2 separate regions of the Homo sapiens genome follow, and region 2 is linked to region 1. A link is a contact called in ENCODE Hi-C or POLR2A ChIA-PET data. All regions are on one chromosome and are shown on one strand. The core of a region is the stretch at or near the end of the contact, and the rest is flanking DNA. Distances in the headings are between cores, read along the strand shown. Region 1 has its middle 38 kb from the start of LINC02414. Region 2 overlaps SFSWAP (splicing factor SWAP).

Region 1 (7,093 bases), core at 1,805-4,304:
GTCAAGAAAGAGTTTAATTGCCATGAGGCCGGCCACGCCATGTGGGAGATGGAGTTATTACTCAAATCGACCTCCCCAAAAATTCATAGATTGGGGTTTTTAAGGATAATTTGGTGGGTAGAGGGTTGGCAAGTGGGGACTGCTGACTGGTAGGGTCAGAGATGAAATCATAGAAAGTCAAAGCTGTCATCTTGCACTGAGTCAGTTCCTGGGTAGGGGCCACAAGACCAAATGAGCCAGTTTATTTTTCTGGGTGGAGTCAGCTGGTGCATCAGAATGCAAGGTCTGCAAAATATCTGAAGCCCTGATCTCAGGTTTTACGACAGTGACTCTGTACCGTAATTTCTAATCTTCTAATTCGTAAGTCAAGTCCCTAGGCAAGGAGGGGTTTTGTTTTGGGAAAGAGCTGTTATCATCTTTGTTTCAAAGTTAAACTAAGTTCCTTCCAAAGTAAGCTCAGCCTACGCCCAGGAATGAACAAGGACAGCTTGGAGGTGAGAAGCAAGATGGAGTCGGTTAGGTCAGATCTGTTTCACCGCCATAATTTCCTCAGTTCTAATTTTTGCAGAGGCGGTTTCATGCCCAGACAGAGAAACGTCTGACATCGTTGTGCAACCCTAGAATACTGTTGTGAAACTGTTCTTGTGCCCCATTTACCAACTGCACAAATTCACCAACTTTTTCAGACAATAGTCGTCTCTCAGTATCCTCGGGAGGTTGGTTCTGAGGCTCCCATGGATACCAAAATCTGAAGATGCTCAAGTCCCTTATATAAAATGGTGTGTTATTTGCATATAACCTAGGCACATCCTCCTGTATACATTAAATTGTCTCTGCATTCCTTATAATACTCAAGATAACACAAATACCGTGCCAATAGTTGTTATCACTGCTTTTTTATTTACTTTTGATTGTTGTATTGTTATTTTTATTGGGTTTTGTTTGTTTTTTGTTTTTTGAGACAGAGTCTCACTCTGTTGCCCAGGCTGGAGTGCAGTGGTGCGATCTTGGCTCACTGCAACCTCCACCTCCCAGGTTCTCCTGCCTCAGCCTCCCGAGTAGCTGGAATTACAGAGGCCCAAGACCACGTCCAGCTAATTTTTGGATTTTTAGTAGAGATGAGGTCTCACCATGTTGGCCAGGCTGGTCTTGAACTGCTGACCTCAAGTGATCTGCCCACCTCGGCCTCCCAAAGTACTGGAATTACAGGCGTGAGCCACCATGCCCGGCCCCAGGTTATTTTTTAATATTTTTGATCTGAGGTCCAAGGACATGGGGCCTATGGATATGGAGGGCCACGTCCATCTGTTTCCCCTCTCAGATTCTTCCCAGTCACCCTCTCAAACTTGCCAGTTGGTATTCTATTCCGGTTTAACTCTGGCATTAACTCATCTCAACCTAATCTCAGTGGAATCATAGAGGTAGATTTTGGATCCGACATTACCTGGGGGATTCTGTGGGAGTTAGGAGGAAGAGAAGTGAGTGTTTGTACAATCCACTGACAGCTATTCCTGTACTGCCTGTGTCTTCATTGTTTTGAATTTCTGTTTCATTTTCTATTTTTAAGCCTGTCTTGAGTCAGTTGAAATCAGATTAGCTGTCCTCTGAAGTTCCTTCCAGTTCTGAGAATCTGTGATTTCATTTAATATTAAACAGACTTGTGAGCAAACATGAAGGATGCGGAGGTATTTTATGAACTATAAACATACCAACACCAGTATGAGATTACTAATTCAACCTTTGTGTGTCTTGTGTATTCACACGGAGTACAGGTGCCTCAGGGAAGGGACCCAATGGTGTTGGGTCACCGGTTTCAGTGCATGCTCAGTATGACAGCCATAAGATCTCACTTTGCATGCAGTGGCTGGTCGGGTGCGGTCATCCGTGGTCACACTGCACCAGGGATGCCTTCAGGAAGGCTGTTCAGACCTTACAGAGGCATCTTCCCCTACACACAGAATTCCTTTTCTTTCTCACACACATGGTCCTTCAAGTTGTTTTCCAGACTTTTTTGTGTATAGGCCACGGATTCCAGCAGTGGTGGAGGGTGAGTCACTGTCACCGGTGGTAATTTATCATAGTTACCATGTTGGGAGGTTAGGAGGGGCTGGTTGTCATTCATCCATCCTCAGATTGTTTTTGTGATTTCTCTCAACATCAGTAGGTTGGGGTTTTTTTGATGAATTGTGTTTGTTTGTTTGTTTTTCTACCTTCCAAAAGTCTTTGTGGGATACTTCATTTTGGCTCTTTCATGTGTCTGGATGGTCTGACATTTTTGTTTTATTACAAAATTGAGCGGTAGAAACTGTAAATGAAGAATTTCACTCTTAGAAATGTCCAGCAAAGATCATTTAAATAGGTGAATAAAGAATTGAAGGTCCTCAGTTAGTAACATTACAGTCCTAGCATAAATTCTTCCTTAATTTTCATCTATGATGGGTTAGCTCTGATTAAAAATACCACTGGGGCTTGCGATTTTTACTTCTCTTCAGTTGCATTCGATATCAATTTTGTTTTAATTGTTTTATTTACATTTCATAGGAAATCAATGCAATGGACAAATGAGAGAGAAGCAAAAACACATTAATGGCATTTGTTTTTGCCATGTGACCATTTGAAGCAATTCTGGGAATAAACAGTTTAAAATCTGTTACTGTTTAGAATTAAATACTTTATATTTGGCATGTACTGCCTTCGTCTGATTTCTGCGTTGTTTCCATGGAAACGCGCATAATTTATGTGAAAGCGCCACACCATGTGTGATCACTTATGTTTAAGCCCAGTTTGGGATATTGTCTCTCGTATCCCCACACCTCCTCACCACTATTTTGTCTTTGATATGGAGCAGGTGTTGGCGAATGCAGCAACATCACTAAGGCAAGTTCCACCATAGACAACGCAGATATTTTGCTTGGAGAGTTTCTGCTTTTAAAATCTTTGGGGGAGCCAAGCCAACACCCCATGTTCACTCTGACACGTGGCTTCTGTGGTTCTGCGGGAACAGAAACACGCAGTTCCAGGACGGGCCTCCAGGGGGAGGTTGGGGCCGCCCTTCCTGCTCAGCCTGCAACCGACTCCTCCCGCCAGACAGGCTGTGGTCAGAGACACAACAGGAAAATCAAATTTGTTGATTTTCCAAACAAAAAGAAGTTGGTTTGTTTTTTGTATTTTACAGGTTTTTTTTCTACTTCGATAGCATTTTGGTGGTTTTTGTTACATGCATGAATTGTGTGGTGGTGAATTCTGAGATTCTAGTGCCCCCGTCACCCAAGGGGTGTCCATTGTCCTAGCGTGTAGGTCTTTTTATCCCTAGCCCCATCCCGCCCTCCTCCTTCTGAGCCTCTAGAGCCCATTACATCACTCCGTACGCCTTCGCGTAGTCAGCCTAGCTCCCTCTGACAAGTGAGAACATGTGGTTTTGGTTTTCCACGCCTGTGTTCCTTCACTTAGAATAATGCCCCCAGCTCCGTCCGAGTTGCTGCCCATCGGCTACTGAATGGATAAAGAAAACGTGGTGTCTATACACCAAGGGGTACTACTCAGCCATTAACATGAATGCAATACTGTCTGTTCCAGCAGCTTTTTGAGGAAGGCTAGCGCACCTAGCTAATCCATCTGAAGCCTAATGCTGTGCTCTGTTGTCTCAAAAATCAGTACTTGGAGGCAGGAATGTGGCTGCCTGCAGCAAACCATGAGAGACTCTGGGGACCTCGCTGTGGGGTTTTGGTGGGAAGGCGGCCCCAAGCCATCCCTGGCTCCTTGGCAGCAATGCAGGGCATCCCAGGGAAGCGGCTGGTGACGCTGGCACCTTTGATCATGAGAGAAGGGCGGTGGGGCCATCATGGAAAGCTTTAGAGAACTCAGCTACAAAACAGGAGATGTGGGCCTTGTGTTCCCATAGCCTTAAGAGCGGCATGAAAGAAACAGCCGTGGCTTCACCTGCCCAACGGGTAGGGAACAAGGCATGAAAAGACAACATTGTAGCCCTGTTGGTGGAGGCCCTCTCTGTCTTCGTCCACGAATGTGAAGCTTCTGATGGTCAACCTCAGAAATTAATCAAGAGCCTGCAGAGCTGCAGTGGGACAGGAGTGTCCCCCGTTTTATAGCCCATGGCAACACTGGGTCCGTTGGAGCAGGTTCGTCTGAAGGAGCTGGAGAGTGGCTGCCCGCAGTGGTCCCAGATCCCACCTGTCTATGAGGAGGCCACACCCTCCAGGGCACAGTTGACTGGACCTTTGATGACCTCTGACACAAGCAGGCCTCTCCCTGGCCACCTGGCCTGGGCGCCAAGAGTCTTGTTTCGGGTTGAGCCTGCCTCGTAAGCAAGATATGAGGAATCTCGGGGCTGTGTGCTGGGTGGGGAGCACCTTCTGCCTCATGGACAGAGGGGCAGAGAAGTCAGACCAGCAGAGGAAAGATGACAAAGCCACCTGCAAGGGAGAGCGGGGGCAGCCGGCCTCCTCTTCCTGGCACCCTCTCTTTTCTTGCCTTTTCTGTCATTAAACTTTCCTGGTTTTCCTCCCATTTCTCTGGACACCCCTTGGGCCCGCTTGCCAGCTCCTCTGCCTTCTTGTTTAAACAGCATCCCTTCCCACACCGTAGCCTGCTGGATAGAGTCCTGGGTCCCTAAGATGGGACAGGATGGTGACACCTGGCAGGAAGCGGGCAATGTCCCTACACACAGTTCCAGCTCCAGAGTGGAGGCTCAGGGATTTTGCCCAGGGGAGGGTAAAAGTGAGGGCTCCAGGTCTCTTCCCAAGGAAACTAACTTCATCTGCAGCACAGTATGGGGAAGTTGAAGCCCAAGGATGCTCTCAAGAACAGCGGAGGTGTGGCGGAAGGCGCCAGTGGACAGCAGATTCCTGGAGATGTGGGCCGCACTGCAGGCTGGCTAGTTTGCAGGGTCGGGCTGTGGGCTGTTTCTTGGAACAGGAGCGGCATGTGGGCAGGGCAGAGCCTCCAAGGCACCTGCTACAGCAGCAGCAGCCTTCACAGGGCAGGCTGGAGTGCCTGTGGAATGAGGGCATGGTGCCTGCGGCTCGGGTGTGCACAGTGGAGATGGGAGGGAGATAGTGTCTGGGCCAGGAAGACGGAGACGAAGCCGTCTCCTCTATTTCACTCATTAAAAATAACTCTGGGTCTCAGTTCCTCTGCAGCCAACCAGTCTTGGTGCCTTGGGTAGTTGGGTGTTTGGGGTCTAAATGAGCCTCTGCTTTCTGCAGACCTAGCCCTGGGGCTCAGCAGAGCGGAGGCCCCACAGTTCATGCTGACTGTGCCTCACGTGGGCTGGGGCAGAGAGAAGCCAACCAGAGACCCTTCAGCCACACGGGGTGTGTGGGGTTCCATCCAGCCTGCACCCAGCTGCCCGGACACGGCTCTGACGTGGGCTGAGTCCACACGTGGTGTGTGGGGTTCCATCCAGCCTGCACCCAACTGCCCGGAAACGGCTCTGACGTGGGCTGAGTCCACTCAGGGGTCCTTTGTGCCAATCCATTGTACAGGCAGGGGTGCCTGCTCCCCCTGCCCAGCATGGCCCCACCCACCTGCACAAGAAGGCCCAGGCTCCCTGTGCCCTGGCTCTGTGCCCCCCAGGCCCTGTCCTCCCTGCAGCCATGCCACATGATCCATGGTGCACTTGTTTCCGGCTCTGTGCCCCACCAAATGGCCCACCAGCCCAGAGGAAACCCAGGGCCACGTATTCCAAATCGTGATGGGGTGAGCCTGTGGTGCTGTCGAGACCCTGGAAAAATCCCCTGGGGTGGGGTCCTGCCCTCGGTCTCCACCCCACCTGGCCGCTGACATCGTGGGGATCCTGCCCCTTCCCCACTCCGCTGTGAGCCGCCCACCCGCTCCTTCCACCTGCCTGAGTCTTGAGTCACGACACTTTGCAGAATTAAGTTACTTCGCCACTGGCTCTCCACTTGAAAGTAACCTCTCTAATTGCTCATTTGGGGACCTGACCTGACCCTCTCTTGCCTGGGGCCTGAGGCTGTGATGTTAGCAGGAATCCAGCGTCTATGTCCCCGTGTCCTGTCTACACGTGTACACACAGCCCAAGGTGTCCTTCCTGCCACAGGCGCAGTTCTCATTAGGGTCCTGCTGCAGGGCCGCTGGCTCTCCGGTTACCGCTGGGCTGGGTGGAGCTACAGCACTGGGGGAAGATTTTCTCATTTTGCACTTCGGGACCCACACTCATCCACACTGTGCTGATAACATGGAGCAGAGGGAAGGGCACAGGCCCCGTGCCCACACTCAGGGGTGTGGCACCAGTGGGGCACCTGTGCAGGCTATGGGACCCGCAGGGAGTGAGCATCTGGGGGTGGCTGCCCAGCCCGGCACTTGCTGCCATGTAGGGGGAGTGGCCAGGTCTGCCGCGTGTCCCCTGGTTCAAAGAATCCAGGGACCCCTGCCATCAGCGAGGTCTTCCGATTGTCACCAATGGACCGCCCAGTGTTTCTTCACCCACCTCTCCCCCGCCTCGGCCCCCTTCTCTGGCCTCTGCCCAGGCTGACCTGGGTGGACTGTGGCCCTCGAGGGGACCCATGTGGACCACGGCAGCCGAGGCTGCAGAGCCCTGGGTTTAAACAGAGCAGGGATGGGACGCGGCCCCCCACCCCGAGAAGCCACATTAGAATCCGTGTTGGTCAGTCCATTTGAGCCGCTGAAACAAAACCACAGAATGGGTGGCTTAGAAACAACAGAAATTTATTTTTCACCATTCTAGAGGCTGGCAGAGTCAGCATCTGATGAGGACCACTTCCTGGTTCATGGACGACGCCTTCTGACTACATTGTTGCATGGTGGAAGGGATTGGGGGCTTCCTAGGGTCCCTTTTGGAAGGGCACTAACCCCAGAAAAAGCGCTCAGTCCTCATAATCTCATCACCTCCCAGAGTTCCCACCTCCTGACACCATCACCTTGGGGGTTAGCATTTCCACAGATGCGTCTGGGGAGATACAAGCATTCAGACCATAGCTGGGTCCCTGGTGACAGCCGCCTGGGGCCTGCTGGGTTTGAACCTCAGGGACAAGCTGGGCCCTGGACCCTCTGTAACCCAGGTTCAACGGCTCACCACTCAAAAGCCAGACATGAG
Region 2 (7,093 bases), core at 2,376-4,875, 130 kb after region 1:
GGGACAGGCAGGGGTGGGCCCCGAGGTGTGCAGAGTGTGTGTTCAGGCTTGTCTTCCTGCCGCAGCGCAGCAGCCCTCCCATGCCTGGGTCCTGGCACCTGCCCCTCCACTCCCCATGCAGCTTCATCCTCCAGGGCGTGGTCTCCAGATGACTTACCTCCTAGATACAGACAAGACCCCAAACACACACATGGGAGCCCTGAGCCCACCCTGGGGCAGGGTGACACATGGGAGCAGGTCAGTGCCCTGTGTGTGGCTTGCCACCATCATTTGGGAACTATTCTTCTGTCCTAGGTGAGTGCCCACCCTGTGGCACTGAGACCCAACAGCTCAGGTGACAGTGACACCTGCAGCGGAGGCTGGGGAAGCATCAGAGCCTCTGCTGTGGTGGACGCCAGGTGGCCCCTGGCACAGAGAGCGTGTTCATCGCTGGCTCCTGCCGCCCTCGAGGACTTGAAGGCTGACGTTGGGCTGGGTGTGGCTCGTACATAGGACAGGGCCCACACACTGGATTCACGTTTTTCCTCACAACTTAGAATAGCAAAGTTACAGACTTTGGATTCTTACGAAGACAAGAATGAATGTCTTGGCTAACCATGATCTTACCCAAGAGGACTTAAAATGAATGTGCAGGAGAAATGAGAAGAGGACTTAAGATCAAAAAGAGAGTGACTAGGAGGTCAGAGAGGCAGCCGCCCACCCCACGCACTCCCTGCTTGTAAGCCGGGGCCGCATTGTTGTGTTACCACACTTCTGTTTTAGAGCCTGTTACGGTTTTGAGTTACACAGACATGTGTGGGCTTGTGCATGTTTGAATGCCCTGTGGACCCGGAGCTCTGTGAGGCAAAGGCTGGGACTGTCTTACTAGCCAGCGTGCTCCTTGCACCTCGATCCAAGGGGCCACGGGGCTCCCAGGAACATTCACCGAGTAACTTCAGAAAAGTGAAGAGCAGAAGTTCCAAAAGCACCTGGTGCTTCCTGGGAGAAGTCACCTGCACAGGTACCTTGGATCCAACTGACAGGTGAGATGAACGAGCTCTCCCTGCGTGCGCACGTCTACGTACGCTCGTGTATGCTGAGGAGCAGGCATTGGAACATGACGGAGCTGCTGCTGCTGCAGCCGCAGATACCATCTCAGCCGGCATGGCGCATGGGGGTGGGGTGGGGCAGTGAGGGGGGGCCCGCTCCGAGAGACAGACAGGTCAGGCCGGAAGCGACTGTCCGTGAAGGTGACGCTCATACCGTAACCTTAGCAGCAGGCTGTTGCCACACAGTCACAAAAGTGGGAGGCAGCAGCAGAGCAATGTGGCCACAGGCACTCGGACTCCAGAGAGCTGGCGAGAGGCTTTCCTGGCTGAAAGCAGTGACAAGTATCTGGGTCTGGGGGACAAGGGAAACTTGGAAATGACAGAAAAGCCCAAAAATCAAGTCCCCACAACCTCCCCCAGCGATGAGAGCCGTCGTAGCCATGGGCTGTGCATCATCCCTACACGCCCGCGCCTGAAGATTTATGCGCGCTTTCTGACGAACAGCCTTTGCAGTTGGGCTTTGTTGTGGCTGGATGACTCTGAGCCCTTTGCTTTGCTTCTCTAGGCCTCAGTTTTCCCATTTGTACCATTAGGGTATTAATTTAAATAACAGAAGCACTCTATCGTATTCTGAATGGGACACCAGTTAATTCTGGAACATTTTGGAGGTTTCCCATTGTTTCCTGTGAACCCCAGAGAGAGTTTGAGAAACAGATGATAAAGGGAAGACAAGATCGTAAAGTGTGATACTGCCATCGAAGGTCTCGAGCCTCATAGTTGGCGCTTTAAGCAAAATAGGCGGTTAAAAACAGGTCTACACATGCTGTGTGTGGACCCAAACCATGAACACATGCTGGGCCCCAGCCCGTCTGTTGCTGTTCCCTTGGTCTTGGCGTCCTGTGGTCCTCACGTGAGCTGCACGCAGCGAGCAGAGCCCTGACTTCCAGTCTGGATTTCTGTAAAGTGATGCCGGGCTTATATTATTTCAAGGACTTCATGGTTACTTCTCCCTCCTGGAGTTGCTCTATGGCTTTTTAAAGCAGCTGACTTTTTATCCATCTTCTCAAAGTATTCAGCTTCATTTTCACAGAAATGATAATTCTCATCTCTCACTCAAATTTTATGTTTGCATAAATTTTCATCAAACACATAATTACAGTAAGTTTAACTGGAAAAAATAAGAGAGACTCTACTGTTAAAAGCAAAAAGGCCCAGGCTTCTGAAGAGACGCGCCTTCTCCCCTGGTGTTTGTCATGGCACCAGCCAACACAGCAAGATGGAGCCACCAGTCCAGCCAGGGAGCTTCTGCAGTGTTTCAAACAAGGCGGCACCAGCACAGAAATCCACAGGCCCTGCAGTGGGAAGGGATGAATGAGTCCCCAAAAACAGATCCAAATAAAAATAAGGACGGAGAAAAGGAAACACCAAGCTAACAGGAAGGGGTGTTCTAAGACACAAAGAGCTATTTGGAAAACATCACATAAGAGCCTCACTTTCACCCAGTATCAGAATCACTTCCAGATGTAAATGCCAGTTGTGGAAATTCTTAGGAAAGTAAGGATGCTTCAGCAGAATGAAGAATCATCTATTTTCAGCCAGCAGTTATATTCAATTAATTTTTTAAAAAATGAGGGGAAAAAAAAAGCCTGTATGTCTAAACAGCTTTTACAATCAAATAGGAAAAAATTCTGATAGTCTAGTAGAAAAAAGATCTGCAGTGCGAATAATTCAGAGGCAAAAATGCCCATACGGTTTTTAAAGACTCACCCTCACTGCCTGCTCACAGGCATCGTGTCCGCCGACCGTAGAACCTGAAATCCGTAGTAAACACCCCTCCAGCGCTTTGGTTCAGCTCAGCTCCAGCGAATGTTAGGATGTGAGGCTTCGTGTTACAGTAGAAAGGAGCGCACTCATAGGCATACAGAACACTGTGCAGGTCTAAGACTTAGGAGAAGACGGAGATTTCTAGGCTGTTGGAATGTTATTTTGTATATGCGAGTTTGGGTAGCTTAATAATAGAGATTAAATAAAAGAAATGCAGACAAAACCTACAATGGAGTGCCATTTTTCAGCTGTCACTCAAGCAGAGAAAAGGTGACAGACGTTTATTGTCGGTGGGGGTGTAGATTTGTGCCAGCGATGTGGTACTTGTGGAGGGCCAGCGGGCAGTCTATCAGTCTAAAACACACGTGCCTCCAACCCAGGATGTCTGCTCTCATTTACTAGTATATGGGTGAACATAGCCACATAGATACTCATCATAGTACAGTTTTAGTAGTAGCAAAAGACTGAGGCGACGCACATCCTCGGTGGAGGACTAATGGAGTCCCTCTGGTGTGCTCTCGCGGTGGGCTGCAGAGCTCTGGGGGTGGGCCAGGGCCCGAGCGCTGCAGGGCCACCCACCGGAATGGCTCTTCCTGAGGGTGGAGGCGAGGTGACTCAAGGGGAGGGCAGCACGAGGCAGTCTGTTCACGTCAGAAGGGGAGGGAAGTGTCTGTAGTGCTTCTGTATCGGCACCTAAAAGGGCAGGTAAGAAGGACCAGTGGCCAGCACAGAGAGGGGAACTGGAAGGACGAGGTCGCAGACAGGAGTGGCTGACTCACCTGCCCGTTTGCGCTGCTTGCATTTTTTCAGCGTGACTCGTCACCCTCTCAAAACATGCAGATTGACGTGGTACTTATTTTGAGACTAAACTGGTATCCTGAGTTAATTCCTTACAACTCTGTATTTTAATAATACGTGCTTTTATCATTTTGTTTCATCAGCTCAGTGTGTTTTTGTTTAGGCGGAAGTGGCCCCCGTAACATCTTTCCCCCGTAGAGACTTGCATACCCAGTACTGCTGTGTCTCGTGGGAGGCTGCTGGGTCACTAAGCTTTTCTGGCTTTCATACGCTGGGTATTTAATAATCACCTTAGGATATACTCAGTCGTTCTTTCTTATTTACTTCCTACTGATGGAGATTTTCCTACATTTTGGCAGCCTGGGAAGAAAAGCATCTATTTTTTTCCTTAAAGTCCAGCAGAATTTTATATATATATAAAATATGTGTATAAAATAATTTTTCTAGAAGCTCATTAAATATAGATGTGTAAAACTAACAATTTATTTCATTTATTAATTTTCCTGACAATGAACTACTTTTCATGCTCTTTATTTTTCATTACTTGTCTTCTGCTATTTAGCTATAAATCCTTATAGAAGAGTATAAATAAATAAAAGTAATTATGCAGGAGGCAGTCATAGTGAAATGCTGCCCACTGTGATAGCCTGTGGGTTTTTTTTAATAAAATGCCAACTCAGTTTTTCTTAATATTCTATAAATATCTGAAGTGAAATTAAACCATTGCGCATGGCTACTATAGATATTTTCTTGCTTCTATCCCTGTTTTTTAAATGTGCCTTTGCTGTTTATGGTATATTTTTCCTGCACATCATGACTTTGAAGTTCTTTACTTACTTTCCAAACCCATTTTTAAAAATGGTTTTATTGTATGTCAAGAGAAGAAGGAAGAAAGCAAAAATGTTACCCAGGATTCCACCATCCAGAAATAGCCATTAGTGAACATCATTAGCAAAGTGGAAAACACTGAGGTCATCGTGCTAAATAAAAAGGAAAGAAAGAAGCTTGTTATCTGTGGAACACAAAGATCATCTTTATGCACGAATATCAATTAAAATGTTGGATGTGTCTCTAGAAATACTTACGTTAAAGTGGAAATAAACTTAATTTTACTTAAACAGAAGAGCCTGCAATCTAAAAATGAAGTAACTGTCGAACTTCGGATGAAAGTTTCTTTTATGCCTAAAGAATTCAGTTCTGAAAAAAGGTTAGGAGAACATTGAGAGGTTGTCATTGTAGATATTTTTTAAAGCTGTGTATTTTTCCTGATTTTTGTTAGAATTATTCAACTTTTTCTTTGCATTTAATATATCTCGAACATCTTTGTATTAACAGTGCATGTGTATCTCTCTCTTCTAGCTGTAGCAACTACCTAGTATCCTGTTGTATAGATTTATTGTGAAACAGCCCTCCATTAATTGATAATTTGATTATTTGTGACTTCCAATTATTTCTACTTTTCCAGTGCTGTAATGAACATTATTCTTTTTTTTTTTTTTTTTTTTTTTTGAGACAGGGTCTCTCGCTCTGTCACCTAGGCTGGAGTCCAGTAGCGTGATCTTGGCTCACTGCAACCTCAAGCTATCCTCCCACCTCAGCCTCCTGACCAGCTGGGACCACAGGCATGTGCCACCACACCTGGCTGACTTTTTAGATAAATTTTTAGAGGGTCTTGCTATGTTGCCCAGGCTGATGTTAAACTCCTGGGCTCAAGTGATCCACCCACCTTGGCCTCCCAAAGTGCTGGGATTACAGGCATGAGCCACTGTGCCCTGCCAATTATTTATTACTTTTAAGCACTAATGTGGTATAATTCTATATGCAAGATAAAAATCTTAGAAAATAAACAGCTAGGTCAAAGAGTATGTGCATTTGTTTAAAGTATTACCAGTGACTGAGCAGTTGCCTTCTGAAACATTGTGTCAATATGCATTGCCACCGCTAGGATATGAGTGCTTCTTAGTTTTGTAACCATTTAAAATGATTTGAATATGCTGATATAGAAATATATTTAAGAGTGAGTAGGACAGTCAATATACTATATTTATGACTTTGGTTCCTTTAAAGTATAGAAATATTATTTTTATATTATGAGAGTTTATAAATAGTATTTGCATTCTATTATTCCCCAGTTGCTTTTTTTTTTTTTTTTTTTTTTTTTTTTGGATGGAGTCTTGCTCTGTCTCCCAGGCTGGAGTGCAGTGGCGCAATCTCGGCTCACTGCAAGCTCTGCCTCCTGGGTTCACGCCATTCTTCTGCCTCAGCCTCCCGAGCAGCTGGGAGTACAGGCGCCCGCCACCATGCCCGATTAATTTTTTGTATTTTTAGTAGACAGGGTTTCACTGTACTAGCCAGGATGGTCTCAATCTCCTGACCTCGTGATTCACCTGCCTTGGCCTCCCAAAGTGCTGGGATTACAGGCATGAGCCACTGCGCCCAGCCCCCAGTTGCTTACTTTTAGTTTTATGGTTGACTGGATTCGTTTTTTCCCTACAGCTTCTCCTTTTGAGTTATTTATTCGATTCATCTTTTCTTGATCATTTGAATTTCATAAACAAGTACGTTTTTACAAGGGCTGTAGTTCATGAATTCTGCCTGTCGAAAAATGCCTGCCTTTGACCTTTATGTGAACAGGACGGCTTGTCTGGGTATAAAACTCTTGGGTAATGCTGTGGGCCTCTCAGATCTCTGGGAACTAGAATCTGACACTGTCCTTTCCACTGCAGGGTGGCCCGGGGTAGCTGGATGGGTCATGACTACCTATTTGGGTTTGTTCATTGGTTGGTTTGCTTTCATTGCTCCTATGCTGCTCTCTGAGTTTTTTCACGCTTGAAAATCTTTCTCAGCTGCCTTTTAACATAAATAGCAATTTGCAGGGAACGATGCACCGAGTCGCTTGCCTAGGATTCAGAAGTGGAATTGAACGTTGCTGTGGAAAGGGCGAGGCCAGCCCTGTCTTCCCTACCTGCCCTGGGAGGTGGATGCTCTTTCTGACCCAACACATCTGAGGAAGTCTTGCTTTACCCTTAACTTTTATTAACTTAATTGCCCATTTTTCATGGACTATATTGTATACCTTTCAGTCAGAGATTCAGTTCTCATTTCTGGGAAGTTCTTTTCTGTTGTGCCTCGAGCACCTTTCCTGTCCCACGCATTGGTGCCTCTGCTTGAAGGACACAGTCTCTTGGTTCGGGTCACCTTTCTTCGAGCCTGTGCTCCCTGTGTTTCTCTTTGGCACTCAGCAGGACTGTGTCCATCTTCCCTGTCAGCGACTTTTTTCAGCCATGTCTATTTATTCCTTGTAGTTTAAATTCCATTGGTTTTGCAGTGGTATTGTTTGGATCCTTGGCTGGTTTTCTAAGCTTTACAGCAGGGCCCCACAGCCTTTCTATATAAAGGTGCATGTCTTCAGCCCTGCAGCTGCCCAGCCTCTATGCAGCCCC

Evidence for each region. A loop is a pair of places that touch in the nucleus more often than their neighbours do. ChIA-PET counts read pairs that join two places held with the same protein, here RNA polymerase II (POLR2A). Pooled maps may share reads with other maps.
Region 2: a loop to region 1 is called in a map of PC-3, with 5 times the contacts of the local background. The contact joins two enhancer-like sites. A Hi-C loop is called at or near these places in 1 of 168 maps with a recorded cell type or tissue (PC-3) and 2 of 50 pooled maps. POLR2A ChIA-PET finds 5 or more read pairs at or near these places in 2 of 52 experiments (MCF 10A and naive thymus-derived CD4-positive, alpha-beta T cell).

What each region holds. Positions count from the first base shown.
Region 1 is chr12:131,606,182-131,613,274 of GRCh38, forward strand. No RefSeq gene overlaps it. Among named protein-coding and RNA genes, the nearest start is that of LINC02414, 38 kb to the right of the region's middle. RefSeq lists an enhancer at 1,464-1,653. Within about 2 kb of position 3,055, at least 3 of the 41 ENCODE cell types and tissues checked have a DNase peak (open chromatin) inside an H3K27ac peak, as active enhancers do.
Region 2 is chr12:131,733,751-131,740,843 of GRCh38, forward strand. The region is part of intron 7 of SFSWAP (splicing factor SWAP); the gene reads left to right. Among named protein-coding and RNA genes, the nearest start is that of SFSWAP, 26 kb to the left of the region's middle. RefSeq lists an enhancer at 2,785-3,984. Within about 2 kb of position 3,626, at least 6 of the 41 ENCODE cell types and tissues checked have a DNase peak (open chromatin) inside an H3K27ac peak, as active enhancers do.